Regions from separate parts of the Mus musculus genome. Here all the other regions are linked to region 4. The links are chromatin loops, found by intact Hi-C in ENCODE. Cell type or tissue: heart. All regions are shown on one strand. Each heading gives the region's core, and the rest is flanking DNA. Links, peaks and the distances in the headings are about the cores only.

What was found. Hi-C counts contacts between places; a loop is a spot of excess contacts. Peaks named below come from ENCODE experiments on the same cell type or tissue, not always from the same donor. Only the 100,000 strongest peaks of a DNase experiment are listed, where the experiment ranks them.
Region 1: it touches region 4 in a loop (10-fold over the local background); 23 of 42 quality-filtered maps call a loop at or near these places.
Region 2: a loop joins it to region 4, with 2.6 times the contacts of the local background. A loop is called at or near these places in 4 of 42 quality-filtered maps.
Region 3: it touches region 4 in a loop (3-fold over the local background); 3 of 42 quality-filtered maps call a loop at or near these places.
Region 5: it touches region 4 in a loop (10-fold over the local background); 39 of 42 quality-filtered maps call a loop at or near these places.

What each region holds. Positions count from the first base shown.
Region 1 is chr5:5,643,812-5,648,746 of GRCm38, forward strand. It overlaps Cfap69 (cilia and flagella associated protein 69), which reads right to left. Exons shown (of 23, transcript NM_172447.2): 4 at 3,125-3,234; 5 at 613-689. Among named protein-coding and RNA genes, the nearest start is that of Cfap69, 18 kb to the right of the region's middle. In heart, for the core only: a CTCF peak has its summit at 2,534; no DNase peak of the experiment used is centred there.
Region 2 is chr5:5,691,709-5,696,643 of GRCm38, forward strand. It overlaps Steap2 (six transmembrane epithelial antigen of prostate 2), which reads right to left and starts at 2,381. Exons shown (of 6, transcript NM_001103156.2): 1 at 2,250-2,381. The region is part of intron 1 of Gm40262 (a long non-coding RNA gene); the gene reads left to right. In heart, for the core only: no CTCF peak of the experiment used is centred there; a DNase peak (open chromatin) is centred at 2,543; H3K4me3 peaks cover 1,761 bases; H3K27ac peaks cover 1,221 bases.
Region 3 is chr5:5,661,450-5,666,384 of GRCm38, forward strand. Cfap69 (cilia and flagella associated protein 69) reads right to left here and starts at 2,783. Exons shown (of 23, transcript NM_172447.2): 1 at 2,459-2,783. The coding sequence starts at 2,581. Steap2 (six transmembrane epithelial antigen of prostate 2) reads right to left here. Exons shown (of 6, transcript NM_001103156.2): 6 at 3,380-4,935. Gm40262 (a long non-coding RNA gene) reads left to right here and starts at 2,928. Exons shown (of 3, transcript XR_868231.3): 1 at 2,928-2,984. In heart, for the core only: no CTCF peak of the experiment used is centred there; a DNase peak (open chromatin) is centred at 2,742; H3K4me3 peaks cover 1,524 bases; H3K27ac peaks cover 681 bases.
Region 4 is chr5:5,747,304-5,752,238 of GRCm38, forward strand. It overlaps Steap1 (six transmembrane epithelial antigen of the prostate 1), which reads right to left and starts at 2,014. Exons shown (of 5, transcript NM_027399.3): 1 at 1,944-2,014. Gm46900 reads left to right here. Exons shown (of 2, transcript XM_017321192.2): 2 at 1,148-2,887. The coding sequence starts at 1,628. The coding sequence ends at 2,311. In heart, for the core only: CTCF peaks have their summits at 2,089 (motif pointing left) and 2,862 (motif pointing left); a DNase peak (open chromatin) is centred at 2,058; H3K4me3 peaks cover 1,481 bases; H3K27ac peaks cover 694 bases; H3K27me3 peaks cover 871 bases.
Region 5 is chr5:5,491,894-5,496,828 of GRCm38, forward strand. It overlaps Gm30325 (a long non-coding RNA gene), which reads left to right. Exons shown (of 5, transcript XR_868230.3): 5 at 2,118-2,177. Among named protein-coding and RNA genes, the nearest start is that of Gm30325, 15 kb to the left of the region's middle. In heart, for the core only: a CTCF peak has its summit at 2,600 (motif pointing right); no DNase peak of the experiment used is centred there; H3K4me3 peaks cover 519 bases; H3K27me3 peaks cover 180 bases.

The DNA of each region.
Region 1 (4,935 bases), core at 664-4,663, 100 kb before region 4:
AGCTCCGTCATTAAACGACCTCATGTAATTACAGCAAGATGGGTCCTCATGTTTCTTTGGGTGCTCTCTCACTCCCAAGACTAGAGTGGGGGTCCCCAAAAGGGGGTCTTACAGGAGCACACAGTGAACAATGTATGTGAACTCAATGGTTTCAGCAACTAAGCATAAGCTCAAATGTGAAAACATTTTTGTGCTTACTAAAAGAAGACTGCAGATACTTGGTGGGAGTTGGACATGAGATTCCATCCCTAGTTATGTAGCTGTTGGCAACTGATAGCTGCTGGCAGAGGAGACTGGTTTCTCCAACAGTGAAGGCTCCAGTGAAAGCCCACCTGCTCGAGAATATTTGACAGCACAAACTGATCTTGATGGGAACAAAAGGACAGTCAAAGTTGGATGTAGATCCAAGGAAAGTTGGATGAGGGGTGAATATGACCAAAAGATGGCATATAAACCTCTCAAAGAACTAAAGAAAGGTTAACAAACACAACTAAACTATACATCAAGTTTTTAGAAATCCGGCATAAAGGACAGAGGGGGCTTTGCTGATATGAAACACCTCAGGAGCTCTTTCCCTCAGATTGGTCCCCACCTAAGACAGTCTTAACTCACCCAGAAGTGCAAATGAATTAGCAGTATCTTCAGTGTAAGTTATTTCATCCGATACTTTCTTTTTCAAAAATGGCAAGCTTCAGTAAGAATGAAGAACAACAGAGTAATTTTAAATGGATTCCATGGTTGATACATCCCTTACAAAAGAGGAAATATTTATATTCTAAAGAATAAGGGATATTCTGTCCTAGCCTATCATATTCTTTAGTATAGAGAACCAAAACCAATAAAAATGAAACTTTTATTTCTAACTAATCAAGCAGAGATTAAACAAAATACATTGGTAAAAGTAACAAGATACAGATGATCTAAGAAAGTAACCACACATCACTCTTAATAAAATCCTTACAAATCATGCTGCTGGTGGCAAAGTCACTGTGCGCTGCAACTGGAATCAGAACTAGGAGAGCTCAGCTAAAACTTAGAAATGCCTGATGGGTTTTCCTGAAGTTCATAAAGCAGGAGTTACCAAATTAATCATCAATCTCTTTCCAAAGGCCAATGCCTCCTCCTTATTAATCGAATTAGCAACTATTCACAAAAGAACAGAATACTTTTGGAAACAATAACTAATTCAATTTTGAAAATATTATATTAGAATTGTAATTCACAGTTACTATAACCAACAGTATCTGAAATACTTATGTGTTAATCATAAAAGATCAAGCTTATGAATCCTAGGTCATTAGACTAAATTACTTCTTAAAACAAAATGTAAACCATTTGAATCTCCTGTGCTGTTTGAAGTATAACCTATTTGTATATACAACTTCCAAGTCAGGTCTTTCAACACATTTATGAAATCATTGGAAAGTGACATTGAAAATGATCATATGAGGATATAGGCACACTTTTTTCCTCGTATTGGAAAGTAGCTGCAAATAGCAACTGAAAACGACCATATGTGGGCACAGAATACACAAGTTAATTTGAATTTAAAAGTATATCAAGGCAAGCTACAAAGAGACCATTTTTAAATTTGTGTGGGGACTCATTCCTGTTCTTTTAGAATTAAATTCAAAGCAAATAATATTATCATCTAGTTAACTGATGGACAGCTAAAGATTTCAAAACTAAGACTCTAAATATCTTGCCCTATTTTTACATTTTTTTTCTACCAAAGGAGACTCCTATAGGATGAAGTATTGGGGTTGGGGGTTCAACCCAAAAAGTTATGCAGGAATTAGGAATGTGCTCCTGGCATAATGGAAAAAGCAACTAGAGATCAAAGCAGAAAATGTGATGTATTTTCAATGATTTAATCTCCAAAAAATCTTGAGAAGACAATCAAGTGAGGATTGCACCTAGTGAAAGGCTGAATATAGGTGGAAATTTGAAATGTTAAAAAAATAATAATGTAACTAATTTACAAAGGAGGGAAAGGGAAGAGCACAGCTGAAAAGCTCTGTGATGTTACACAGCGAGGCATTCTGCAGACTGAACCAGCTGGATGGAGCAGACACTGGAGGGAAGGCTGTGAGCCCAGTCCTTTAGAACCTGCACAGCTCCACACACAAAAGGACAGTTCGTAATACAGTCACATAGCAACACAAAAAACTTCTAGTCTGTTTGAAAGCACTAGAGCAATAATTTATTTCTTTGTATATAAATCCCCATTGAAAAGTAAGGCCAGACATAGGCATCTGGTAAATTATTTTTCATTATTTTACTACGATGTCAAAGAATTGATGTAAATGGCTAAAGAATTTTTATTTTACTTCTGCTAAATATAAGAGTTGGAATGTGTACACACACACACTCACACACACACTAATAGTGTCACTTTGCTATTTAACATATTAAATTGATAGGTTTAGAAGATGAAATTGTCAAAATGATTTCTTTCCAACTTTAAGAAGTCTCTTCTTCAGTGTATTGACTTGAAAGTCGCTATTTAAACATATATCTAGATTAGCCACTATGTGGCAGCAAAGAAGCATTTATATGTGTGACTGTCTACATAGACATATGTGGGGATATTTGATCTACTTGTACATAATATATGTATACACACATATATGTAGTTTCCAGAATTGGTACAGAAACTACAATAGAGGAGCATAAGGCATAATAATTTTATAACTCTTACCTGTAATTTATGTTCCCATACATATCAAACATAATTTTTCTTCCTCATTAAAATGGCAAAATCAAATGAAACATGACCTAAGAATAGACTTTTGAGTGTCAAATATTTTTAAAGAGTAAAAGGAACGCCAAACTAAAACTAAATACCTCTAAGTTTATGTAAAGATTCTCTCAAAGTAGGGCAGTCCTTTGGTTTCATTTGCTGCTTACCAATCATATGAGCGTGACTACAGATCAGAAAGTATTTTATATATACTTACAATTTCTATAGCAATCTGTAAAATTTGAAATAGTAATTGTTCAAATCCTGTCACCAACTTATATAAGTTTGCTTTTTATTATTTTGATACACTGTATCTCTAACATCTTTATAATACAAAATAAAGTATATAGTACAAAGTAAAGTTAAAGAAAAACAACTTACCCACATAATTTTATGATGTCAGATGCAGGTTCTACAAAACAGGGCTGCTTTTCAATTTTTTCTGCACACAGACTCAGAATTTTAAATATCTGTGCCAAATCTCTTAGAGGCTTTAATATTTTTGTTAGGAAATAAAGTTATCATTAATCTATAAACATATTTTTTATAAGAATTTACCCCAGAAAGTTTAAAAAATCCTATCTATCTTGTTAAGTGTGGTAAGTTTTAGTTTAATTCGTTTGAAGTCTAAAGAGGACTGTACTTTTAGCAACATTATATTTTTCATCCCTTTATATCAACCAGAACACAAACATATACAGCTTAAATCCTATTTTAATGAAGTACTTTATTTTTTCAGAAGCATTTTCTTCTAATTAGCATTAAAATTGTTTGAGATTTTTATTTCACTTAAAGCTGACATAAAAGCAAAATGTACTTCTAGAGCTTCAAATAATAACATGTTTTATTTTGCCTGTTTAAAAGACATGATTAATACAAATCTAGATATCGTTGAGTTTTGTTTGATGGCTAAGACATCATTCTTCTTATGACTGCAGGCCCCAGACTGAATCCTATTGTCTCTAGCTGTGCATCAGGAGCTTCTTGGTCAGGGAGGGGACCTCCTTCAACTCCCTCTAAACGGAAGCATCCATTCCTATAAGGAGAGGAGGCTCATGTGACTCAGGAAGTAAACCTTACAAGTCTTGGAAAGCTGACATTTACGACTAGGGAGCTGGATACAAGTTTCAAGGATGTAGCTTTGTGAGCTCTCCTTGCTATTAACAATGGAGAGTGCTGTTTAGTGATGCATCTTTCTCTGAGTCATCCATGTTCCTGTAAGTTTTGCCAATAAAGTCAATATTTTGCTAACTTAGACTTGGGTAGAACTGTTAACTTGTTTTTTTCATCTGTGCCTTATCAGAGTTAAATAGGTTCTGTTCATGTCTCCCCAGGAAAAATTACATAACATACTTGGTGTCTGAAGAGGGACAGACAGAAGCAAAGAAGAGTTGCAGTGTGTGATGAGACATGCATCTATGACTGATCAGTTTGAAGGCAGAGCTCAGGGGACAATCCCAACAGGGGTTCTTTTCTCCCTGTGGTAAGAGGTGGCGTGCCTCCTTGCTTCAGTGGTGGCTCCATACTCCAATATGGGTGACAGGGCATGCAGACAAGGTTGAGATGTCTCAAAATGGAATATCTCTGGGGAATCCCAGTTTGGTCATCTTCTTTTATGTGATATGGGAATGGGGATTCTCTTGGTGACTGGAATTCAAAGTGTGACTATGTAGACACTCTAATAACAGTTCAAAGACTAGAGACTGTATGGCAGTCCCCCAGGAGACAGTTGGCAAGCTGTGGTGACCTCTGTATGCCCACTGCTATATATAATAAGATATGTAAAAGAGGCATACATGGCTGATTAGAGGAAAGTCTTGTTTTAAGGAGGAATTACAATGGGACAGGACAGAAAACTGTCACCTTCCGTGTTAGCTTTTGATATGGTGAGTAATTCCCACCGCACTCATTCTAAGCAGCTGCAAATGACAGGATTCAACCAGGATGTATAAGTCATGATAAGGAGATGGAAGGGAAAGAGAGCTGTGCTGGAAAGCCCTTCATGGGGTCCAGAAGCCTAGAGCTTGGAAGAATCCAGCACCGAGGAGGACAAGAACCAATCAGAAGTGATCCATGATTCCCCTCAGGTCCGACCTATAATAGAGATGAAGGGAAAATCCACAACACATTGGTTTTCCTTAGGTTTAGAGAGTTGGTAGCAAGCAGCTCTACTTCTGAATGCCTTTTTAATA
Region 2 (4,935 bases), core at 535-4,534, 56 kb before region 4:
ACCAGCACACCCAACTAGCCCAGGTGCTCTTATCTGTTCTCACATCAAACCTTCACCCCCAGTCCTCCCCCTCCCCAACTCTGAGATGAGGTCCCCTGTGCTGTTGAGGCTGGTCTCAAACTCCTGGGCTCAAGTGCCCCAGCCTCAGGACCTGGCACCTGAAGGGCAATATCGTCATGCCTCGCTTGCCAGTATCTTATCTTTACCTTTCAGTCTCTCTTCACTTTTTACCTATACCCACTCTCTACCTAAGAGCTGTGGTCCCCTTAAAACACAAATGGCATAAAATATTTCTCTTCCTTAAAAGTCAACGGCTTCTTCTCATACCTGACTGTGACCCAAAAGGTCCCAAATATGACAGCTTCTGCTCACCTCTCCAGCCTTATCCTGATGGCCCCATATTTCCTACTGCCCAGCCCCAGAATTCTTTTCAAGAAGTGGAAAAAACAGATCTCTTTTCCACCCGACTCTGCCTCCTACAGATGTGATTGATTCCAGCCTACTCACCAAGCATCTTCCAGCCCCTGTTAAGTTCCCGGGGAGTTGTTTTAAAGAAGTGCTTATTTGCTCTTGGACTGTTTACTTAAATCCTCAAAACACACACACACACACACACACACACACACACACACACACTCCTATCCACTCTGCCTGGCACATACCAACTATGTATGCAATGAATGTTCTTTGTCACTAAATGCATTTTTATAAACACCAAGGCCAAAGAAAATGTAATGAGGCTCTAGGCCAGATCTCTCTTTCCCATGGTTAAGATCCGTGGGCCCAAAAGGCCTCAGAGGATTTAAGTGGTGTGTCAATGTTATGTCTATGTCAATGTCTTGGTTACCTCAGAGTCATAGTTACAGGCTGAGCAAAGAGTAACTGCACCTCCAGATATTCTGCCTGCCTCTTTTCTCACAGGCCTAGCCTTTTGAGCTTTCGTTGCATCTTTACCCTTCTCTTTTTTCTGTATCATGTGTAATCATTTTAAAATTCTGCCTTTATCTGTGCTCTGTTCCAGTGCTAAAGTACAATTATGCTCATTCAATAGAAGAGCATTTTCCATAGTACCAGTACAATAAGAGTGATTTCATGAAGCTCCTCATTCCCATCTTTCACAATTAGCTAACTTATCACTGCTGAAACTGCCCCCCAGCCCCAGCCCCAGCCAGCCCACCCCGCCCAGACTAGCTGAGAGGCAGAAACCGCAGTGAATGCCACCATCTCAGGAGCATCTCCAGGCAGCCTGATAGCTGCCCCGGTGCAGCTAAACACTCTGGTTTTCCTATCTTACGTTTCCAAATAGGTTATCTTGAGGATGCGGGGGATGGAGGGGGGGGGGTGAGTACAGTGTCAAAGAAAACATCAACTCAGTAAATAAGTAATTAAAAAAACTATTAAAAGGGTGGTGGTAGGGTAGACTAGAGAGAAGAAGGTTGCAAGCAGTGGGGTGGTTAACTGGGGCTTTAGGTAATCAAGTACTGAGGGTTGAAGTGGGGGCAGGAGTCTGAATTTTATTTCACCTACAGTGATGGGCGATAATTAAATGTGGGTCAGAATAAGTTTTTCTACTTAAAAACAAACAAACAAACAAACAATCTGCCTGAAGAGTAAACACTGACACCAATCCTGCTTCACAGGATAGTGAAGATAATAAATGGAATTCTCCCCGACCACAGGAAAAATAAAATCTCTTTATCTCCCTATGTTATTTTCAGAACAAGATTTTTAGGGCATAATTTTCAACAAGTTTCAGCTGAGGCTGAACACGGGACGCAGAGGTAATTAAGGACACTGAAAGACCAGACCAATTACTTCTAAACGCAAAATGGCCTGAGCACACCCGGATTACATGACCGGGTTTATAAGCAAAGCCACTGCAGGCATTATTTACCTGTTTGGCAAGCAGTGCTGTACGACAGTGAAAAGTGCCGCATCAATCCAAAGTGGCTGGCAAAAGTAACCTGCGGGTCCTTTCCCTTTCGGGCACATCCGACCTGGGACAAGGTCTCTCCTGGCCTCCTTTCTGTTGGGCCCGGACCCGAGGACTTCCCAGAGCTCTGGGAAGACCGACGGGGATAAGGGGGCGGAATGCGTGCGACGGACGCCCTCCAGCACCCCTCCCACTCGCCCCCTGGCCAGCTCCAAGCCCCCCCCGGAATCCGGGAGGAAAGATGCGGCTCCCGCACAGCACCCGCTGCTCGGCGACCCCGGATCGGCCACCTCGGCGCTCTGGCCACCCGGCTCACCTCCACGCCCTCTTCTCCGAGCCACGCTCGCAGCGCAGCGCCGTGGCTCCCCCGCGCCGAGGGCCCGCCGAGCTCCCGGGCCTACGGAGTGCTCCTCCCGCCCAAGCTCCTCCTGCCCCCGAGCCGGACCGCGCCGCGCCGGGGAGGTGGAGCAGGAGGAGGCGCGCGGAGGCAGGGCTGGCGGTGACGCGCAGGGGGGCGCGGGTCGGTCGGGGCAGAGTGCGTGGGGACCCACCCGGCCGCGGTCCCCACGCCTGCGCGCGATCTTGCGGAGACCCCCCGTGGGAGCAGCCCTACGTGGATCCCGCCCGCGTTTACACTCCACTACCTCCGAGACGCTCGCCACGCCGCCCCGGACTTGGCTTTGATTAGTGCCCTCCTCCCTGTCCACCCCCCTTCTCCCTACTCTGTTCCACACAAACCTCGAAGAAAGTGCGCTTTTTTTCTCCCTTTCGGCTGCATCATGTCCTTGAAAGGGAATGATCAGAAATGCCCTTCCACGAACCGCATTTTAAAACTCCCTGGGACTGGAGGCCCTTCTCAGCCGTGGGCTGTAGGGGTTAGTCTGTGGACTCTGACCTTCCCTGTCGCCGGTGCCCCCGAGCTCTGTGCGGACTGGAAGGTGAAGCCGAGTCAGGAGACCAGCGTGCCTGCGGAGAGCTGCAGTGGCCTTGGAGCATCCAGGGTTCGCTGAGCTGTGTAAGGGCACCTTGCTTTCTCTAATCCCCCCCCCCCCCGATTTTGGATTAACAAGTAGATGGGGATCTTTTATTTACCTTTTTAGTCAAAAGTGTCAGTGGAGATTTTTTTTTAATATAAAACCAATTTGTCGAAAATTGTCAAATTTACTTCCCCCACCCTCAGACGTTAGTAAATTCTCATTTCAGCAAATTAGGTTTAAAAATTATCTTTCTTGGTGGTTTATTAACTAGACAAATCAGAACAAAAGCAGAAGAGGGTCTTAGATCGATCCTCAGGGCACTGCACTTTCCCCTTTGAAAGGCATACACAGATTAACCTCTGCAAGTTCAACCTGGGAAACATTCTTTGTTTGATCCTTGTGAAAAGCATCTCTTCCCCACCCCCAAATACATACAGCTGAGGTTTAAAGTTTAGGCACAAACTCCGCTGTTAGTGATGTATTAGGGGGAAAGACTGACAACTGGGAAATACTTTCCATTTTGGTAACGGGGAGAAAAAAAATCCTTACATTTTATATCAGTGTTTATTGTTTCACTTCAACTACTGTCAAATAGTGAAAACAGCAGGGTATTTCTAACACTTTTGGAGGACCAGTGGAGGAAACTGCTGTGTCCTTAGCATTTGGTGAGAAGATGTAGCTTTCCAATCACATAAACAAAAGCATTACATAAGGTCTAGCAAAGGTTATCACGTTTTTATTCTCAGTTGTACAAAGCCATAAGTTATTACAGAAAACAGGTAAGTTGTACATTTAAAATATCTTTAAAAGCTGTTGAGACATGGACTCTGTTTATTTAAAAAAAAAAATAGTATGCGAAACCATTTGCCTCCCAAAAGAATGAATGAGTCAACAATTTCCAGAAGGAGTATCTGCTTTTCATACTTGAACTGTTAAAATAAGCAAACATCCTCCATGGGTGGAAAATGCCAGGCTGGCCCAAAGTGCTCCAAAGATGGCTCCCGGTCCAGTTCATGAACCGGTGGCCATCTTTACCAGTGATTTCCAGTTACAGTTTCAAAGTATATAAAGTTGATTTCGCAAGCCTTTTTTCCAGGTCATGAAGCACTCTCTGAGAAGTGTCCTCAGTTCCCTGAAGTAATTTATTCCACTGAAGCACAGCAATAATTCATTAAATAAATCTCTAGTGGCCTAGAGGTGTTAACATAATTTCTCCTTTGAAGTTATTATACAAGTGGATAACTTTGAGATGATAGCGCCTAAAGGAACTTTAAGCACCTGGAGCTCTCTGGCTCTCATTCACCAAGAGCTTTGTGTCCTGGGTGTCAGGCACTCTTGAACAAAGCAGGACACAGAGTGACTACAAGTCTTTCAAAATTTATTGTTTGATGGGTGTCTTAGTTAGGGTTTTACTGCTGTGAACAGACACCATGACTAAGGCAAGACTTATAAAGGACAGCATTTAATTGGGGCTGGCTCTCAGGTTCAGCGGTTCAGTCCATTATCATCAAGGTGGGAGCAGGGGAGCATCTAGGCAGGCATGGTGCAGGAGGAGCTGAGAGTTCTACATCTTCATCTGAAGGCTTCTGACAGAACACGAACTTCTAGGCAGCTAGGATGAGGGTCTTAAGCCCATGCCCACAGTGACACACCTACTCCAACAAGGCCACACCTCCCTGATAGAGCCACTCCCTAGGCCAAGCATTTACAAACCATCACTGTGGGTGAAGACATTTTATTAAATAGGTGCAAATAAAATGTGCACAAGGCCTGTTACATGTAGTAGACTTTGGGTAAATCATAGGCAGTATCCTCACTCTAGAGAGCCATTGTGTACATTAATGTCTCAAGGCTCTATGACTATCTACACTAAAGACATTCACTTAGCCCACACTGCTGATGATCAAAGATGATTTTTTGAGAGTAAAGAGTCTTTGTGAACAGTGTATATTGATAGAATGACTTTTGTATGAAATTCTGTTTTTGTGAAATTAAACAATTCAGTAAACATAAAACTGAGTAACC
Region 3 (4,935 bases), core at 466-4,465, 86 kb before region 4:
AGAGCGATGTGCCTAGTTCTGTAGAGCTTTGATGTGCTAGGGTAAGTTTACACCTGGGGGTGGGTGTTTGGGGGTGAGCAGGCTTCTCCTTGTCAGAGAAGAACGGGAGAAGGGGCTGTGGGGAGAACTGAGGGGGGCTGCAATAAGGACGTAAAATGAATTAATTAATTAAACAAACAAACAAACAAATAAATGAGGAAACATAATCACTAAATTTTAGCAGGATTCTACTGTTTGGAAATCTAAAAAAAGATAGTTTTCTTAAAGCTTTAATAATCATTAATGTAGGCAGAGTCAAAATTCTTACAAGGTTAGAATGCTCAAGTTATGAAAAATCACAACAAGGACATAACAGCATTCAAAATATTCATGTTAGGGTGACTCAAATGCTTCAAATTTAAGTCTATAATAAAATAAGCCCTTAGAAGCATAGGTAGAAAAAATAGCATCTGTATAGCAGGACATCTTTAGCTGCTACTTTTAAAATTTCAAATTCTCCATGAGGGGTTTTTGCTTGCTTGTTTGTTTGTTTTGTTTTTCAAGACAGGGTTTCTCTGTCTAATCCTGGCTGTCCTGGTACTCACTCTGTAGACCAGGCTGGTCTCAAACTCAGAAATTTGCCTGCCTCTGCCTCCCAAGTGCTGGGATTAAAGGCATGCGCTGCTACCACCACCCAGCACTCCATGAGTTTTAATGACAAATAAATATCCCAAGCTTTAGATGCCTCCATGAATAAAGAATGATGGCAAAACTGAGTATCTTGGTATATGTGGCACTATATACTCCTTCTATGTGCATTTGGTTTAAGCTGTACACAGTCTTTACAACTGACATTTTTAAAAGGTGTTTAGGCTTATATTTACTTTGTATAGGGAGGTGGGTGTGGAGGCGAGAGAACATACTGAGGAGTCAGTTATCCCCTTTGAACACGTGGGTGGATTCTGGGGTATGGAAGTCAGGCTATCTAGCACCCATACCCACTGAGCAGTCTCCAGGCCTTCACTAAGCTGAACACAATGAACATCAGTACTATCAGAATCTCCATCTTAATCTTCATTATTATCTCCACATGTCTTTGATTTCATAGCTGGTGGAATGGTTTAGCTGTTTCTTGCATACAGGCAAAAGTGGAATGCTTTGAATTTTGAAGCGTCCAAAGGTCTCTCTGCTGACTTGAACAGAGGACTAAAGGTTATCGTCTTAAGTATTACTAGGAACACTAGGCCCCACAGTGAGTAAAGGAACTGGGTGGCTACAGTTAGTTCCTGGTGGACTTAAAGACACTTTATTTGTAAAGGCAACTGCAAGCAATACACCCAAGAGGAATGAGAGAGCACCAAGATTTCTCCTAATTCTGAATTGTTTTCTATTCCATTTCTTTAGGAAGAAATTGCCTTTTGATTCTCTCAGTACTTTCTAACAATATGAATACTCATAGAAGGAGAGGCAGGAATGAACACAAGACACTTCTAGCTATGTTACTTCCTATGTCACGAACTTCTTTTTTCTTTTGCAATGACCCATTGAACGTCTTTAAACTCGTTTGTCTGTGTCATGTAATCTTTGCCCAAAGAAAAATGAGAGTCAAACTCACCTATATAGTGGCAATGCCTAGCTTCCTTGTAGCCCAGAGAGTGGAAAGCGGTGATCACTCACACGTCTCCGATCTTGTACAGGAATACCTCCACAAAACTGATTAGGGAAATTCCCCTGGCATCCCCTCTTTATGTAAAAGTAGTTACTCTGAGGGCTGTTGGCGTACATGTGTGAGAGCCCTCAGAGAGCTCCACCCAGTTCCCACAGAAGTAGTCCCAGCCAACTGACTGCTCCCAAGTAACTCTCCAAGGCTCCAGGATGTGGCCACAGGAGACAGAGTTCCTGACGCAGTCTGGGAGTTGTGACGTCTCAACAGGAATTCCCATAGTGGCCCCCCACACCATTAGTGTGGGGGCAATGCAGAGAGGTTCCTCAACCCAATTTTAATAATCTTTACATTTATAACAATAGCAAACCCGAAAACAAGTATAAACACAACAAAGAAAATTGTGCCCAGCTCTCCAAACAGCATCTGCCCTACCTGTGAGTGCAAGCTTCAGAAGCAGGCAATTTAGCAGGAAAGAAACCCAGGGAACGCCACTTTATAACGGATCAATAGACCAAAAACCCACCACAGTGATCTAGTTATCAAATCAATGTCAGTTCCTGTCGTGGCCACACTTGAAAGAGCGCTCCCCCCCTCGCCCCCCCCCCCCGCGCCCTTTATGAGAACCACGCAGCTAGAGTCCCCAGACAGATTGGTTGACGACATCCAGTCCCCTCTTCACTAGCCTCCAGGGATCAGCTGGGCTATCATTATCTCCATCCCACAGGTTCCCAAATCTCATTCTGGTCTTCATTCCACTGGGTTGCCCTGGAGCCTTATGCCCTTCTCCGCTCCTGCTGCACAGCCCGGCCGTACCTGCATCTCCCCATCCGGGATCGCCACCCCAAACACCGGGATTGTGCGGGGACTGCCGGTCTTCGTCCTGCCGCCCGCCTCGGCGGCGTCGGCCGTGGTGGCCGAGGCCTCCGCGGTGGACATGGTTCGGGGTGGGAGCCTGAGGTCTTAGGTGCGTCCGCAGCCACGGACCCACGAGCCCTGGCAGAAAACACGCTGCTGAGCTAGGGAGGAGAAAGACCCCGAAAGTTCTGTCGTAACCCCCGCCGCAGCAACATAGCGGACATCCAACTGCTGTTAGTGCCCACAGGAGGACCAAGGCACCCAGCGCGCTCCAGTTGCTAACACAAGCCCGGGCGTTGCTAGGGGCGGGGCTTACGGAAGCTGGGAGAGCCAAACTTCACCAAAAGAGGGTCTGCTGGTGTGCGGCGCGGGAGACAAAGGAGACCAGTGACTGAGATCGCGGTATGCACTTAGTGTTTCAGTCTTGTAGCAATGGCCCTTGCTTAATAAGTGCCTGTGTGGGGCGGAGGAGTATGAGCTGGAGGTAAGATGCATTCTGAGGGATGTGATTGGCATAATCTTGAAATCTGAGCACTTTACCCTTTCTGCAGAGATAGGACCAGTCAGTGTAGCTTAATTTCCCAGGTGTGTGTGTGTATATATACATATATATATATATATATATATATATGTATATATACACACACACAAATATATATATATGTTGTACTTTTGTACTGGCCTAATTGAACAGTTAGACAAACAAATAAGGCATAGTACAGACTTTTGAAAATCTTTCGAGCAGTAGAGTGGTTGGGTGTCTAGTATGGCCTGGGATGGAAAGTTCTCGTTTTTGCAACCAGAGAAAGACACTGACATTCTTCACAGGATGTGTTCTCCAACCTGGCAAATCAACAGTCCAGTTTTGTAATTGTTTTTCTACGATAGCATTTATTTTATTCATTAGTAGGTTGAGAAGCAAGAGGGACAGAAGTCTCACGCACTTCATACTCAGTCGCCTTGTGATCTCTTCATAGAGTACAAACTTCATGCTACCATCTTCAGAAGGCTTACACTCTATGAAACAGTCTGGCCTGATCTTTCCCAGGAAGCCTGTATTTTTTCTGTTGTTTTAGATGTCACGCTTAGTGGCATGCTCTTTTTTTTTTGTCTTTTATTTTGTTTTGTTTTTTGGTGCTCACTGTATAGTTAGTGGAATTTATTGACGAAATAGCCCAACCATGTTATGCTACTGAGACTAAGGCAATTAAAAATTTGTACATAGCCACTAATTTGCTTACTTGCTGAGTGAAGGTGTGGCTGTGTGTCCCCAGCCTGTGACATGCTGGAGATGTAGGTAGGCATGTTTGTGAATACCTTGTCTGGTTCCAGTTTGCCTTTATAGTGAGTTCCCATGTGATGCTGATGTAGTTGGTCTGAAGGCCATACTCTTGGTCCTTCTAGTCAATATCATAGAAGGTGTTCAATAAGTGTTCATGAAAATGTCAAGGGCTAGATTTTGATTTAAGGTAAAATGAAAGAATTTTGTAAATTATCTAGATTAAGCATTTTAGATCCTTGCTACTCAAAGTGGTTTTCATGGGTTTCCTAACTGTGTGGCCATTAGGGGCTCGTCAGGAATGCAGAACTTTGCACCTCCTGGTGTGAATAATGCCCATTTTAACAAGTGTACATATAAAAACTAAGAAGCTCATGATGTGTAGTTTTTTGTTATTATTGTTTTGGAACAGTTTTACCAAAGTTAGCCATCTCAAAAGAAAAAGGAACTGGCTGGGGCTTCCTCTATTTGCAAATGGACTTGGTGACAATTATTTGTTTCACAGCATTTCTCCTTAGAAGTGCACCAAGGTTTATGTTTTCAAGAGCTTCGACTGTTTAAATGTGTGGATTTAATTTTAATTACTATTCATTGATCCCTGTTTATGATGATGCAGGTGAACATAGATGGATAAAAAGATTAATGTCTACCGAGATGTCCAATTACTTCAACAAAAGATCAATTAATAATAGAGAAACGCGAGAAATCAGGTCTACCCAGGGAATCGGAATGTTTCAGTGCGTCAATACATTGGCCGCTCGCAGAACGTAGCATCATGAAGATATGACTTAGTGCTTCTTAGAAGCACTTGTACATGTAAAACAAAGTTTTCATATATCAACCTAAATACAATTTGTACATTTAGAAGTAATGAACGAAGTTAAACATAGACTTAAACAAATTCAATACTAATATAATTCTTACCATTTTGTTTTTCACCGTGCCTCATTAGCAAGTTAGCAAAACTGCACTTATTCATTATCATGAATTACAAACATTTTGTAAGTATTTAAGTTACATGTGAATTTAATTCTCTCTAAACCAATGCTGCTTGTCCTAAATGTTCAAACAAAGATTATTACCTGCTGAGACAAAGTAGTTTGTTTAGAGAACTTTTATAGCATTATATTAAATATTATTAATATAGTGGGTTAGC
Region 4 (4,935 bases), core at 570-4,569:
GGGAGTAGGTGGGTAGGGGGGTGGGGGGGAGGGTATGGAGGACTTTTGGGATAGCATTGGAAATGTAAATGAGGAAAATGCCCAATAAAAAAATTTAAAAAAAATGAAGAAGGACAGTGACAAATCTTGCTGGCAGTAGTTCATGCCTTTTTGTTTGTTTGTTTGTTTGTTTTTTTTTGAGTTTGAGGTGTGTGTTGACCATTTCCATTTGAAAGAATTCTGGGTAAAGTCTAGGTCATTCAACAAGTTCTTACAAGGCCAATATCAAAGAGGAAAAAGAGAAGGAGATTTCAAGGCTGCCCTTGAGGGGCTAACAGTCTGTCTTCAAAATGTATTACCCATGCCATTTTCTGACCTTAACCAGTACTATAAAGTGAGTAGGTTGGTGTTGGGTATCTAGGAATAGGGTAGCATGCACTGTAGTAACAAGTATAAGAAACAGTTTGCTACGTTTAGAGTGTATTTTAAGTTTTGTGATTCACAATGTTTAAGATAGTGAAGCATAAATCTATAGCTGTTCACTGTTAATTCATTAATCACACTGAACAATGATGGCAGACACGGGAAATACAAAGTTAAATGATAAGTCTGTTCTCAAAGAAAGTTTAGGACAGGGAAACGCTCCATTAAGACCTGTGTGGTAATGCCATACATCTTAAAGGATAATAGTGTATAGACAGATGGTGGCTCTGGAAAGGAAGTGGAGAAAACGGATGAGAGCCCCTTTCTTTACCCAGTCCTGTGACCTGCAGTGAGTTGTTGGTGCTTGCTGACATGACAGACAGCCACTGCTGAGAGATTCTGGGTGGAAGGACAGAGTGGCCCAGAGGAGATGCCTAGCCATTTGTTTGCATGGTACCACTCTGAGGAGCATCGCTAAGGAAAAGAGCCAATGCCCGTAAAGGTGATTGTTGACTGTATGCCCAGAAACCAGGAAAACAAACTATCAGCTAAATAAATCATGCCTTCTTCCACCAGACCTTAGCTACACCTATAATTACACTTCTACAGGAGAGGTTTCATCAGGCTGTCCAGCAAACTCAGCAGGAAACAGCATAGTGCAGAGATGTCAAGAACTCCAGGATTTGAACCAACATTCTCCAGCTTTCTTCCCCATTAAATAGTGATTTCTGTTTTCCTGGATTAGGTTGGCTGGCTTGTTGTTCCTGCTAAATATTGACACAGCCCAACAGACTCATGTTTATGGGAAGGAGTTTAGAATCCAAGAAACCCAGTGACTGGAATACATTGTGGGTTGCAGTGCATGTCCCACGAGTCTTTCAAATGTATTTTTTTGCTTTGCCACAGTTAATTATTGGAAGAGGGGAAGGTGTTCTACAGCGGGCTGTTTCTTAAAGCATTGCTTCCCCAAGTGCTTAACATTAATATTAAATACATTCCCTTGATTTTATATCGAGATGTGGATGTATCCCCCACCTCAACGGAACAGCATAACTAAATTTGAAGTGGACTTAAATTCTTGGACTACAAACGTCTGTTAGTTGCTTTCACCAGAGTGCCTTATTTAAAAGCTCTGACTATTTTAAACCCGAATCCTACTCAGATCCCGAAAGAGTAGGACCGGTGTTCCAAAGACTTAAAATGAAAAAAAAAAAAAAAAAATTCCATGAAGAAACCAGCTCAAACAGCAGGACGAGTCATTCATCCAGCGAGGCAAACTTGCGGAAACTGCCAAGTTGGCAAACTTACCGGGGGAACCCAACCTGACTGCAAAGTTGACCTAAGCTCCAGAGCCGGGACCGCGGAGACCTGCTCCCCGCGGGGCTCGCCGAGATCCGCGAGGGGCCGAAGGGGCGCCCCGCTGCCCGGAGCACCACCGCCCGCCCCTGAGACCCGCCTCACCCCTTCCCCGGCCCGCAGCAGATTCCCAAGGCCCGCGGAGGCGGGGAGCAAGCGGCCTGCGAACGAGACTCGGGACTCACCGGCTTCTCCGTGGGACCCGACGGCGAGGCGCTCGCTGCCCGGACGGACTCCCAGTCCCACGCGGAGCCCGAATCTCGCTGCCCAGCACAGCCCGCTCCGCAGACCCCGCCCCTCGGCCGCCGCGCGCACAGCGCCCCCTGCCGGAGACCAGCTCCTGCTCACACCCAGGGGCTTCGCTGCGGCCGCCGTGGGAGGGGCGTCGCCGGGGGCGAATCCTTGGCTGTGCAAGGGGGACCCAGGGTCACCAGCAGGGCTCACTGGAAACCGACTGGGACCTGGTCGAAATCTGCAGTTGTGCATTTCGCCTGTTGCCGGGCGACGCTGTAGTGATCCTGGATCCCACACTTGGAGACCAACTGCTCTGTAGCGATTACGCCGTCCGCGGTGGAGCGCTCTTCCAACAGAGCAGTTTCTCAGACGACTAGCTGTTAGGACAGTCAGAGGATGAATCTGAGTTTGTGAGTGACTTTTACACCGGGTTTATTTGTTTATTGTAGCTATGTGAATGAATATTATGATACACACGTGGAGGTCAGATGATACCTCGGTGTGGTGGTCACAAGAAGCACAGGGTTGAGAGGATTTAAAAATAACCCGTAGCTCTGACGCTAGGGACCACCCTCCGTTCACCACAGAGTTTTGCAGATTCAACTCAGACTCTAGACACTAACGACCAAGGTGGAGCTGCGTCTCCAACCTGAGTGTTGTTTTTAATGTGACCCTGGGTCACAAACTCCTCTTTTTCTGAGATCAGCCTACTTCTGCCTCCCGAGTGCTGGAATTAAAGGGATGATCTGAACTCCACTGTCCTGCGTGTCTTAGTGCTCCGTGGATAATGTTTGGGTTCACTGACTCCCATCAGATAGTGTAAAAGGCCTTTGAAGATTAAATTACCCCGGCCTGACACCTTGTGGCAAAATAGACGCTTGCAGCTTTTATTTCCAAGGAAGAAAATCATTAGACCGAGGGTTAGGGAAACTTCTAGTTAGTGGGCTAAGACTCACAACCACAGGGGTTCTGTTCCCAGCACGCAGTTGTTCTTCAGTTTCCCATTTTCTGGCGTGTATCTTAAGAATAAAGTTGATACACCAGAAGGGTAAATAAATTAGGTCCTATAAATAAGTCTGTACACCCAAACTGCACTCAAATACCTTCATCACGTTTGTTTGTTTGTTTATTTATTTATTGTAGGTATGTGGATGAATGTTACTGCATGCACGTGGAGGTCAGATGATAACTAGGTGTGGCAGTCCCAAGAAGCAAGGGTTGGGAGGATTTCAAAATAAACCTGTATTGTAGCTCCAAGTCCAGAGATTGCCCTCCTCCCACAATGGAGCTCTGCAGGTTCCAACTGTAAGTCACAAGGACACTTTACCAACTGAGCTGGGTCTCCAACCTGAATATTTTTGTAATGTGGTTCCGGGTCAAGGGCTTCCCGGTTTGATGACTCCATGTGCCTTTGAAGGATAATTTCTGGACCCTATAGTGCATCTGACTGCCATTTTAGAAGTAAAGAGAGTAATGTGGTGTGAAAGATAAAGTAGAGAAGATGCAAGTGAGACTGATTATGATGGGAGACCCGGGTAAAGAGAGGCTGAACGTCACCGGCACATTCTGTATCACATGAATGTGGCTAAAGAATTAAAATTAAAAATAGCTAGTAGGGCATACACAGCAGAGGACTGCCTAATCTGGCTGCAATAAGAGAATGCACCTAACCCTTGAGACACTTGAGGCCCCAGAGAATGGGGAGGCCTGGTTGGGTGACTCTGTGTGTGTGTGTGTGTGTGTGTGTGTGTGAGACCCTCTTGGAGACGGGGGTGGGGGGAGGAATGGGATGGGGACTTGTTAGAGGGCAGAACAGGAGGGGTGAAACGACTGGACCGTAAAAAAGATTAAAGATAAAATATAAATAGCTAGTCAGGGTACTACTTAGCTCCACCTCAGGTCTCCTGGCCCTTACACAATCTGATTTTGTTTTTAATCACAGAGAAGTAGTTAAAGACTTTGTCATAGCTGAAAAAGCCAACCTAGGTGTATTAACACCTCTCTTCCTCCTTCCTATCCTGCCTTTTTCACCTCTCTCCCTCCTTTCTTCCTCTCCTCCCTCCTTTCCTTTCTTTCTGTTCCCCCCCCCCCCCCACCTCCTGGGGTTTTGAGCCCAAGGCTTCATGCTGGCATTAAGGGGACCGATCAGAATCTGCTTTCTCTCATTGCAGATGGAGTTCTGGCAATGGTCATTCTTGGCTTTCGGTCTACTTTGGGTAGCATCTGTTTGTGTCCATGCATTTCTTCTTGCTCAGGGCTATCATGTTCCTAAGAGAGGATCGCTTATGCTCAGCAACACAGACCTCTTCTCACAGCTTTTCTGAGTTCTCTTAGCACCTTGGATTCCCATTTCATCTTTTTTTTTCTTTTAACACAAAAATACCTAAGTGCTAATAATGCATATTTGTAGGGGGTTGGTCAGGTGCTGCTTGCATTCAAATGCTATGTTCTGTACCCCAAGATCTGGTTGCTTCAAGATGAGAGGATCCTCCTGTATACCAGCCTTTGTTGCGTAAACCCTGCTCCCCAATTTAAAACTATTGGTTAAATAAAACTGTCAATAGCCAATTACTGTGTGGGGGGGTACAGGGAGGTAGAGTTTGAGTTACTGGGCTAGGAGATCACAGGTAGGAACCACAAGGACATAGGGGATGGGGGAGAGTGGAGAGGGGAGAGGGGAAAAGGGAGAGGAGAGAGGAGAGGGGAGAGAGAAGGAAGAGGTGAGAGGCAAGAGGCAAGAGGAGAGGAGAGGAGAGGAGAGGAGAGGAGAGGAGAGGAGAGCGAGTCTGAGAGAGAAGAGATAGAGAACAGGAGGTCTCCTAATATTAGCCCTGATGGACCAGCACTCTAGGATGCCAGACTCATGGAGCAGAAATAACCCAGAGAATTTGGGTTAAACAAATTTGGGGAACACAGTGTTGTAGTAGCCACATCTTGGGGGGT
Region 5 (4,935 bases), core at 269-4,268, 260 kb before region 4:
AGGGGGCACAGAGCTCTGTGGTTGGCTGTAAGGCAGAGCATTGTGGCAGAGCACATGCTGGGGGATCTTCCTCATAACCAGAAGGAAATCAAGAGGAGACAAGGAATGGGGTTAGGGTCCCACTCTAGCCTTTCAAGGCATGCCTACAGTGCCAAGACCACCTACTGCACCCCGCTTCTTAAATATTCCACCTCTTCCTCCATGCCCAGTAGGGGACTGTGCCTTCCTTTATCATCTGGGCCTTTGAGGGACATAAAAACGCAAACTCTCATATCTCCCCATGCTACAAGATGCTCTTTAAACAACACTTTTGATAACATAAGTAATGCTTGCTCATGACAACATGTTCAATAGGAGAGAACTATATAGACTCAAAGGTAAAACACTGCTAATCTTGCCAATGTCTAGCGTGCACTCCTTAGAAGGAGTACATATTGCCTGCATGAAGGTCTGTGCACTGCCTGCGTGCAGTACCCACAGAGGCCAGAAGAAGGTAGCAGATCCCCTAGAACCAGAGCTAGAAATGGATGTGAGGTGCTGTGCAGATGCCGGACAAGCAGCTAGTGCTCTTAACCTCTAAGCCACTTTTCTAGCCGCACACTAACAATAGTCTTAGGTGCATGTAACCTTGACTAGCCTGTGTGTGTGCCCTTTCAGATATTTTTTCTGTGTCTTTGCAGGTACATAGATTTTCTGCATAAATGGAATTATATTATTAATATCACTCTCATATTTACTGTCCTCTTTTCCCATCAGAATATATGGGTCCATACTACAGTGTTTCTTCATAGCTATATTTAGATTTGTCAATCATCTTTACATTGATAAGGAAAATGATGTTCTGTCTCTATATTTCTTATTATTAAAATTTCTGAGATGGAAGGAAGGACCATCCAGAAACTGTCCCACCCAGGGATCCATCCCATATACAACCACCAAACCCAGACACTATTACATATGCCAAAAAGATTTTGCTGACAGGACCCTGACATAGCTGTCTCTTGTGAGGCTATGCCAATGCCTGGCGAATACAGAAGTGGATGCTCACAGTCATCTATTGGATGGAACACAGGGCCCCTAAGGAAGGAGCTAGAAAACGTACCCAAGGAGCTGAAGGGATCTGCAACCCTATAGGAGGAACACTATGAACTAACCAGTACCCCCAGGGCTGTGTCTCTAGTTGCATATGTAGCAGAGGATAGCCTAGTTGGCCATCAATGGGAGGAGAGGCCCCTTGGTATTGTGAAGATTATATGCCCCAGTACAGGGAAATGCCAGGGCCAGGAAACGGGAGTGGGTGGGTTGGGGAGCAGGGTGTGTGTGTGTGGGGGGGTTATAGAGGGCTTTGGGATAGCATTTGAAATGTAAATGAAGAAAATATCTAATAAATAAGAGAAAAAAAAGGAAAAAATCTCAGGTGATGAAAGGTTTAGATGAAATAAAATTACCTAAGTATACATAGCATGGAATCTATGTAAACATATATGATATTTTATTCTTATCATCTGAAAGAAGAGGCAGCCATATAATGTATGAGTTGAAAGTACAATTATATATAATTCTCATCGCATGAAGAATTACAACTACCCAAAGCAAAATGTAAGGCTAGAGCTCCAGACTCAGCCTTTGACGCGGCATAAACTAGGTATAATGCACACTTACAGTCCTGGAGCTCAGGGGCAGCGAGAAAGATTACAAGGCCAAAGTTATCTCAGATTGGCCTGAGCTAGAGGTCTGGTCTCACACAAAAGAACCCACTCCCAAAATAAAATTCAAAGCCAATAAACGACAAACATGTTTTAAATGCAAGGGATATCACACACTTACAAAGATGGGATATAGATAGGAGTTGGCACTTCATCGATGAATACAAATGGTCAAACAAAATTAAACACAAAGAAGGAAAATATGAATGATGGTCCTCCCGATTTAGAAATGAAAGGTTAAGGGAACTGGAGAAATGGCTTAGCAAGAAGGAATGCTGAGTGTTCCTGCAGAGACTGAGTTCAACAGCCACAGCGGGTGCTTACAGCTACCTGTAACTCCAGGTACGTGGATTGGCGGCCTCCTTTGAACTCATGAGCACTGTATTTACACATGCAAATTCCCATTCACAGACACACACAGAATTTAAATACAAGTCCTCATCGTCATCTCTCCTCGTCCTCCTCCTCTTCGTCGTCGTCATCGTCCTCCTCCTCCTCCTCTTCCTCTTCATCTTCATCTTCATCTTCATCTTTTGTTGGTTTTGCAAGACAAGGTTTTCTTTGTGTAGCCCTGGCTGGCAGGGAACTTGTTCTAATACCAGGATGGCCTCGAACACAAAGATCCACCTGCTTCTGACTCTTAAATGCTGGGATTAAAGGCTAAATAAATCTAAGATTCGAAAAAAAGATTAATACTAAGACTATCATTGGATGGATGCAGAGAACTATTCTAAGACTGTGGTGGAATAAACTGGCGTGCATCATAGGGTGAAATGGCAGGGAAAATGTCCTAGGTTTAGTATACTCTGGTTTCCCTTCACACTGAATAAATTATTTTTTTTTTTTTAACTTCACTGGGAAAATTCCTTGTAATGACTTGACTTCTCCACTAGATGTCAGGGTTGTTCCACACAAAGAGAGCAGCAGGCTCGGGGCTCTCACGCAAGCCAGTCAAGGCAAGTGAAAAATGGGTGCGTGAGACTATGAAAAGCTACATTTCGTAAGTTGATCTACAAATTATTCTTTAAAGGTATCTTCATATAAAGAGAAGTATTAATTTGGTGGATTTTTAAGATTCATTAGAGTTTAAGCAAGAAAAGTCTGCACCCCTGTAAAAGGAGCGCAGGACAGCTGAGGCGAGGGCGCAGGAGGAAGACATGGCTCTTACCTGGGTTTCATATGCCTACACACCGCCGTCTATGTTGAATGCTTTATACACGCTCTCATTCATCGTGGTCTCACCACCATCTTAGGAAACCCCAGGCCCTGGGTGGTACTGGCCTTATTCATTCTCTCAGGCATATCTACTGCTACCTTTTGAGTAGACGTGCACACTTTATGCTGATCTAAAATGGATAAGCACAAATATGCTAGCGACTGGGTAACACTTGTTTCGGTGCTAATCAACTAATCACTAAATCAAATATTGAAACCAAACCCACATTGGGCTTCTGATTAAGGAATTCCAAATATAAGAGTTTCTTGTACACATGAGGCAAAAATCAGTGTAAAATGAGACCTCTTTAAGGACACAAACAGGAGGCTAACCAGGGTTATGTCAGTGGTACTTATCCGCGCAACTGCAAAATACAGATATGTGGTTGTGCAATATGTTTGGCCTATGGGGAGTGGCACTATTAGAAGGTGTGGCCTTAGTGGCTAGTGGTAAGAGATCCCCGTTTCTGCAGAGCCATGGACACAGACATGGCTCCTGGTGGCAGTACAGGACTGGACCCCACCATGGTCCCAGATGGCAGCACCAGCTACTCACATTAGGCTACTCCTCACAACAAAGGAAAATTTTAATGCTTTTACCCTTTCAATTCCAACCCCGACATGAAATAACAAAGAGAACTTCTAAATATCCACTGCCCCCTGGAACTGAGAAGAAACATGACCATTACTGGTCTCAACTTATAGAAGAGAAAACCAAGACGCACCAACAGGGAGTTCCAGATGCCAACCCAAAGCCCTGCCCACAGGATGAAGGCTGGTGCGAGAGGTTCCCAGATGCTCCCACTTCATATGCTTCCTGCTGTGTCCTCTTCAGAATACAAGGGATATGGTCTAGTCTGTACAGATATGTATTTAGTTTTGAGATAACATGTTCCTATATAGCCCAAATTGGGCTCCAACTAGTCATCCTCCTGCCTCAGGCACTCAAGTGTTGGCTTACAGAAGTAAGTTAATGTGTTATCACATCCAATTTGTGTGGATCTTGAAAGACAATGGGTTCGTTTTCTCTTTGAGTCCATCAAAGCCCTAAAAATTGTTGCCTCTTAACTTCTGTTCACACTTGATCATCGATGCAGTATCTATAAATTAGCCTTCTTACAAAAATTCATTTGTGACCCAAGGCAACACTCTCTTTGCTTTCATGGACACAATGAGACAAGAGCAGAGCTGAGAAACATTTCCATGGGTGGAGTCGGGGAGTAAGAAGGAAACTCTGCCTTATTGTTTCCGCTCTCATACTGAGAACAACCATCCTTTCTGTTGCCTGCTTACTGTGTATCTCTCTCTCTCTCTCTCTCTCTCTCTCTCTCTCTCTCTCTCTCTCTCTGTGTGTGTGTGAGAGAGAGAGAGAGAGAGAGAGGGAGAGAGAGAGAGTTTTGGTTTTTTTTTTTTTTTTTTTTTTGCTAAAAGCCCCCTGCCTCTGAGGATAATTTGGGATTGCTATGCAGTGTTCACAAGCAGAAGAGCATGGCGTGTCTGCAGGAAAATGAATGCATTAGATAACATTTCTTTCTTATTGAATAATAATGCTGCCAGGCATGAGTTATTAGTGAGACAACATACCCTCATAAATAATGTATCCTTAAGCAGAAGCACAAACAGAATAGTTATGAATTGACCAATTGATTAAAATGTAGCTCGAGGTTCCCAGGCATCCTCTGGGTGCAGTGGCTCAGGATTTGCTAATTCAGTGTCTGTGTTGACCACATTAACTGCCACGGGACAGTGAACATGGGCTATTTAGGCACAATCTCATGTATTGGCTTGAGGTACATGATCTCAGTCCCATGGAATGTTAGGGTTTGTACTAGCCCCTGCCCTTTTCTCCTGTGGGAACTACACAGCTGATTCGGGTGGGACTGAAGATTTGGTTTCTGTTCTGGCTGGTTTTATGTCAATGTTAACCTAGCTAAAGAACCTCAGTTAAGAGAATACCTCCATAAGATACAGCAGAAATATAGGCATTTTCTTAATCAATGATTGATGGAAGAGG